2 separate regions of the Homo sapiens genome follow, and region 1 is linked to region 2. A link is an interaction called in ENCODE POLR2A ChIA-PET data of the cell type or tissue named here. Cell type or tissue: PC-9. All regions are shown on one strand. Links, peaks and the distances in the headings refer to the core of each region. The heading gives the core; the rest is flanking DNA.

What was found. ChIA-PET counts read pairs that join two places held together with the same protein. Peaks named below come from ENCODE experiments on the same cell type or tissue, not always from the same donor. Only the 100,000 strongest peaks of a DNase experiment are listed, where the experiment ranks them.
Region 1: POLR2A ChIA-PET joins it to region 2 with 12 read pairs; 10 of 35 experiments call an interaction of 5 or more read pairs at or near these places.

What each region holds. Positions count from the first base shown.
Region 1 is chr5:138,744,351-138,747,263 of GRCh38, reverse strand. It overlaps CTNNA1-AS1 (CTNNA1 antisense RNA 1), which reads left to right. Exons shown (of 2, transcript NR_134244.1): 2 at 2,502-2,834. Among named protein-coding and RNA genes, the nearest start is that of CTNNA1, 7.6 kb to the left of the region's middle. In PC-9, for the core only: no CTCF peak of the experiment used is centred there; a DNase peak (open chromatin) is centred at 1,843.
Region 2 is chr5:138,667,246-138,670,158 of GRCh38, reverse strand. No RefSeq gene overlaps it. Among named protein-coding and RNA genes, the nearest start is that of CTNNA1, 85 kb to the left of the region's middle. RefSeq lists a silencer at 1,366-1,415. In PC-9, for the core only: no CTCF peak of the experiment used is centred there; DNase peaks (open chromatin) are centred at 1,028 and 1,558; H3K27ac peaks cover 1,898 bases.

The sequences.
Region 1 (2,913 bases), core at 327-2,826, 77 kb before region 2:
ATGCCTATAATCCCAGCTACTCCAGAGGCTGAGGTAGGAGAATCACTTGAACCCGAGAGGCGGAGTTTGCAGTGCACTCCAGCCTGAAGTTATAAATTTCTGTTAAAGTGTCCCAGGGCTCTGTCCTTGGACTTCTTTTTCTACTAATAGCTGTCATTAACCCATTGATGCCAGTCTTTTGACTTGAAATATGCTGACAACTCCAGGTATATATCCCTAACCTGAACCTTTCCCCTGAATTTGCAGCTCACTTATCCAGCTCCCTACTTGATGTTTCCACTTAGATAGCCAATAGGCATCTAGGCATCTCAAACTTTATCTTATTTTTGAGCCAGGGTCTCACTCCATCACCTAGGTTGGAATACAGTGGTTTGATCATAGCTCAATGAAGCCTTGATCTCCCAGACTCAAATGATCCTCAGCCTCCCAAGTAGCTGGGACTACAGGTATGTGCTGCCACGCACAGCTTTTTTTTTTTTTTTTTTTTTTTTTAGTAGAGATGAGGTCTTGCTATCTTCCCCAGGCAGGTCTCAAACTCCGAGCTCAAGTGATCCTCCTGCCTTGGCCTCCCAAAGGATTACAGAAATTAAATGGCATGAGCCACCATGCCCAGCCCATCTCAAACTTTATATGTCTGTATGTCCAAAACTGATTTCCTAATACCACTGTCCAAACCTACTTATCCCATAGTTTTCTTAATTTCCTTAGATGGCAACTCCATCCTCTCATTTTGGCCATGGCTGAGGCCAAAAACCTTGGCGTTATCCTTGGCTATTTTATTTCTTGCATGCATTTCAAATCTGATTCCTTAGACCCTGTACTTCTGCCTTCGAAATAGAGTCAGAACCCACTAACTTTTTTTTTTTTTTTTTTGAGACGGAGTCTCACTCTGTCACCCAGGCTGGAGTGCAGTGGCGCAATCTCGGCTCACTGCAACCTCCACCTCCCAGGTTCAAGCAGTTCTCCTGCCTCAACCTCCCGATTAGCTGGGATTACAGGTGCCCGCCACCACACCCAGCAATTTTTGTATTTTTTTCAGTAGAGACGGGGTTTCGCTGTGTTGGCCAGGCTGGTCTCGAACTCCTAACCTCAAGCAATCCACCCACCTCGGCCTCCCAAAGTGCGGGGATTACAGGCATGAGCCAACGCACCAGGCCCAGAAGCCACTAACTTTTTACTATCACCATTGTTACCATCCTGAATCAAGCCACCATCATCTCTTAGCCTCAATTTTGCCAGGGGAGCCCAACTGGTCTCCCTACTTCTGCACTTGCCTCCCTCAGTCTAGTTTAAGTTCAGCAGCCTGAGTGATCTTGTTAGAAAGTAAGTCCAAGTGGCCAGGCACAGTGGCTCATGCCTGTAATCCTAGCACTTTGGAAGGCTGAGGCGGGCGGATCACGAGGTCAGGAGATGGAGACCATCCTGGCTAACACGGTGAAACCCCGTCTCTACTAAAATACAAAAAATTAGCCAGGCGTGGTGGCGGGCACCTGTAGTCCCAGCTACTTGGGAGGCTGAGGCAGGAAAATGGCGTGAACCAGGGAGGCAGATCTTGCAGTGAGCCCAGATCGCACCACTGCACTCCAGCCTGGGCGACAGAGCGAGACTCCGTCTAAAAAAAAAAAAAAAGTCCAAGCATGTCACTCCTGCTCCACCCAGACCCTCCAGTGGCTCCCATCTCACTCAAAGTACAGAGAAGTGAGGGCCTTATAAGGGCCTCACTTGCCCCGATACTCTTCTCTGACACAGTGTCCTCTTTGCTATCAAGTAGGCTCTTGCCTTAGGGCGTTTGCTTCCTGCCTGGAATGCTCTCCTCCAAATAGCTGCCTGACTTGCTCCCTCACCTCTGCCAGGCACCTTCTCAGTGAGGCTTCCGCTTGGCCACCTTATTCAGAATTGCAACCCGTTTCTCAACATCTCACCCCCCTCTTCCTTGTTCAGTGTTTTCCTTAGCTTATATCACCCTCCTGATATATAAAATCATATTTTAAAAATATATATTTAATACATATTTAAAATTTAAAATAGTCATATATGGTATATAATTTATTGCTTTTCTTCTGTCTTATTCCTGTTAGAATTTCAGCCACACAAGGGCTAGAGTTTTTGTCTATTTTGTTCAGTGCTGTATCCCTGGTGCCTAGAATAGTGCTTGGCACGATGTTGACAAGGTAGATGGGGAGGGAAGGAAATAACTTCATTTTAGACCAAGGGAACAAGGAAGGTTGAAGGCCCCGAGTCCCATCTAGGAAAAACTTTCTGTGATTTGGGAGCTGCTGAGGTAGGTAGAGGCCAGACTCGGGAGGGCTTGGTGAGAGTTTAGACTTGACCCTTAGGGGAATGGAGAACCACAAAGGATTCTAAACAAAGGATGACAGGATCATATTTTGTTTTTTAAAAAAATTCACTTTGGAAGAAAGAAGATAGTGAAGCAATGCACATAATATTGCATTTACGTTTGAACAGCATATACATATTATCTTAATGCTCTTTTCTCATAGTGGCAGAGCCATTGAAAACACACCACTCTATTCAGAACCCCTCCAGAAACACTGAGTACGCGTGGATACAAAGGAGAAAACCGAAGACACCTGGGCCTACTTGAGAGCGGAGGGTGGGAGGAGCGTGAGGATCGAAAAACTACCTATGGCTTACTACGCTTATTACCTGGGTGACAAAATAATCTTTACACCAAACCCCCATGACATACAATTAATTTATCCATGCACATGTACCCTCTGAACCAAAAATAAAAGTTGGAAAGTAAAGGAAAAAAAAAATCACCCTCCAGTGCTTCCCATCTCACTCTGAATAAAATTTATTTGATCTCACCCAGTCATCTCAGACCCGTCTTTGGCTTTTTCTCTCTATCTTTCCATTCAAGCCCACGTTGTGGTCTAGACATTCCTGTAA
Region 2 (2,913 bases), core at 327-2,826:
ATAGAGTGGTGCCAACCCATGCCAGCCAAAGCTGGCCTATAGCAATGAACCCCAGCTGGTCCCCAAACACATGCACTAAATAAACACTGTTGTATGCTGCTGAAATTTTGTGATTGTTCTACCGCACTCATTACTGGGACTATGGTTAACTGATACAAGCCCCTTCTTACCAAGATTACCATGTCCTTCAGTACTGGCCATCGGCTGTGGCCAGTTGCCACAGCTAATATGTATGCCCGGCCTGGTTGTGAAGCACATCTGCAGGTGGGGGCTGCAGCCCCACCTCCTCTGTGACAAGTTCAGTCATGGTGTCCTTTGAGAACAAAGGCTCCCAAAACTATAGCCCTTTGTGCTCAGCCCTCATAGGCATACATGGCCCTCAGTGAAATCTGATCGCCTGGGTTTGATTCTTGGATCCATAACCTTAGGAAGTTCACTTAATCTTTCTTTGCCTTATCTGTCAAATGGAAACAATGATAGTACCTACTTCACAGGGTTCTTGTGAGAAATAAGTGAATACGTACAACATGCTTAACACAGTGCCTCCTGGCGCACAGTAAGTATGCACTAAATGCTGTCTATTATTATTATCACACATGTGGTCACCCAAATATTCTTCCTCCTAGGTCCTCCCATCTCAGAGGATGCATCCTCATGAGTGCAGGTTTCTGCCATCGATGGAATTCATACCTTCATTCCCTTTCTGATCTTGAGAGTTCCAACTAACCCTCCTGAGTTGAGACCATCCCACTTTAATCTGGGAAGCATTAAGCCTCCAATCCTAATCTTTGTTTAAAACGTCTGTTTGGAAGTTGTCTTCTGGGTATCCTGCTGCTTGCAGCTTCTCTTTTCTACTCTGAACTACACCAATCCTCATGGGGGTCAAGAAAGTCCACACTTCAAGGACATGAAGCCTGGTTCTCTCCTGCCCCTCGCCCCAGGGATGAAATGCCTTTCATTCTTTTTAGGTGAGCCTGCAGCTGAGAAAAACTAGACATGGTTATTTCCTCAATAGGTCATTCTGCTACAATTAATTCTCAATAAATCTTCACCATGAGACTGAATTCCTCGGCTATGTTTTATTCAGTGTGTACCTCCAGCACTTAGGGCAGAACCCACACTTAGTAGGTGCTTGATAAATGTGTAAATGAATGAATGAAGAATATGAATCACAGGGTGGGAACAATTTTCAAACTATGGGTGGAGAAATCAACATGATCATTCACTGTGTGCCCAGCCTCCTGCTTGACACTGAGGTCCAAGCAAGAAAAGTAACAAGGCACTTGGAGCTTGTAGTCAAGTCCTCAAAGACTAAAGTCTACAAAGGAAACAGAGCTCAACCACACAAATCACTTGCTCTGCCCATCCCACATCAGAGGGAACCCAGTGAAGTGTTGGTTCAGAAGAGGCAGGATGTGGCCTAAGGTCTGAAGGCACGGGAGGGGCCGGGGCAGAGGGCACGGGGGGCCCAGCTTACCCTGAGATAAGGTGTCCCAGAACACCACGAGCAAGGGCACAGCACAGGAATGAGATGGCTATTTGTGGAAAATAACCATGACACCAGCCTGAGCCATTTGTAGCACTTGTGATAGGGAGTCATGGGGGTAAACTTAGCTATTTCAGGCTGTGGGCTCAGTGTTGAGACCTGGAGGTTAGGCTGGGAGTGGATCCTGGCAAAACTGGCCACAAAGACTGGCCTGAGGCGAGGTGTGACAGCACCCACTAGCAGCAGGGCTCTCTTTCCTCTCATTCCAGGACCAGGTGAGATTTGAACCCCTGCCAGAGACTCCAAATATGAGCCCACCACAGGGGCATATCCCTCTGCTCCTCTAAGAAGGTGAAATTTGTATGGGTGAGGAGGCTTTGGTTTCCAGCAACAGAAAAACTCTAGCTAACTTAAGCAAAAAATGATCGTATTAGAAAGAAATGAGGGTGGCTCACAGAATCAAAGAAAATGCTAAAGAGGCTGTCCCAGAAATAGGAGGAAGCAGGACATTGAAATCAAGGGCTATGGAACAATCCCTTTATGGTGCCGCCTTGGGGATACATTAATTCCATCCTTCCTTCTTTCTTTCTTTCCTTCCTTCCTTCCTTCTTTCTTTCTCTTTCTTTCTTTCCTTCCTTCCTTCTCTTTCTCCTTTCTTTCTTTCTCTTTCTTTCTTTTCTTTCTTTCTTTCTCTCCTTCCTTCCTTCCTCTCTCTCTCTCTCTCTCTCTCTCTCTCTTTCTTTCTTTCTTTCTTTCATAGAGACAGGTCTTGCTATGTTGCCCAGGCTGGTCTTGAACTCTTGGCCTCAAGCAATCCTCCTGCCTAGTCCTCCCAAAGTGCTGAGATGACAGGTGTGAGCCACTACACTGGGTCCCATTTTCATGTCATTCCATTTCAGATTCAAGGAGGTGGCCAGGCACAGTGGTTTATGTCTGTAATGCCAGCACTTTGGGAGGCTGAGGTGAGAGGGTCCCTTGAGCCCAGGAATTTGAGATCAGCCTGGGCAACAGAACGAAAGTCCATCTCTATTTTACTTACTTAATTAATTAATTTATTTATTTATTTATTTATTTTTAACCAGAGTCTCACTTTGTTGCCAAGGCTGGAGTGCAGTCTCTGCTCACCGCAGCCTCTGCCTCCCAGGCTCAAGTAATTCTCCTGCCTCATCCTCCCTAGTAGCTGGGATTACAGGCGCTTGCCACCACGCCTGGCTAATTTTTGTATTTTTAGTAGATATGTGGTTTCACCATGTTGGCCAGACTGGTCTCAAACTCCTAACCTCAGGTGATCTTCCTGTCTTGGCCTCCCAAAGTGCTGGGATTACAGGCATGAGCCACCACGCCCAGCCCCATCTCTATTTAAAAAAAAAAAAGGATTCAAGGAGGAGAGAGCATCTGATTGGCCTAGCTTGGGTCACATGCCAATC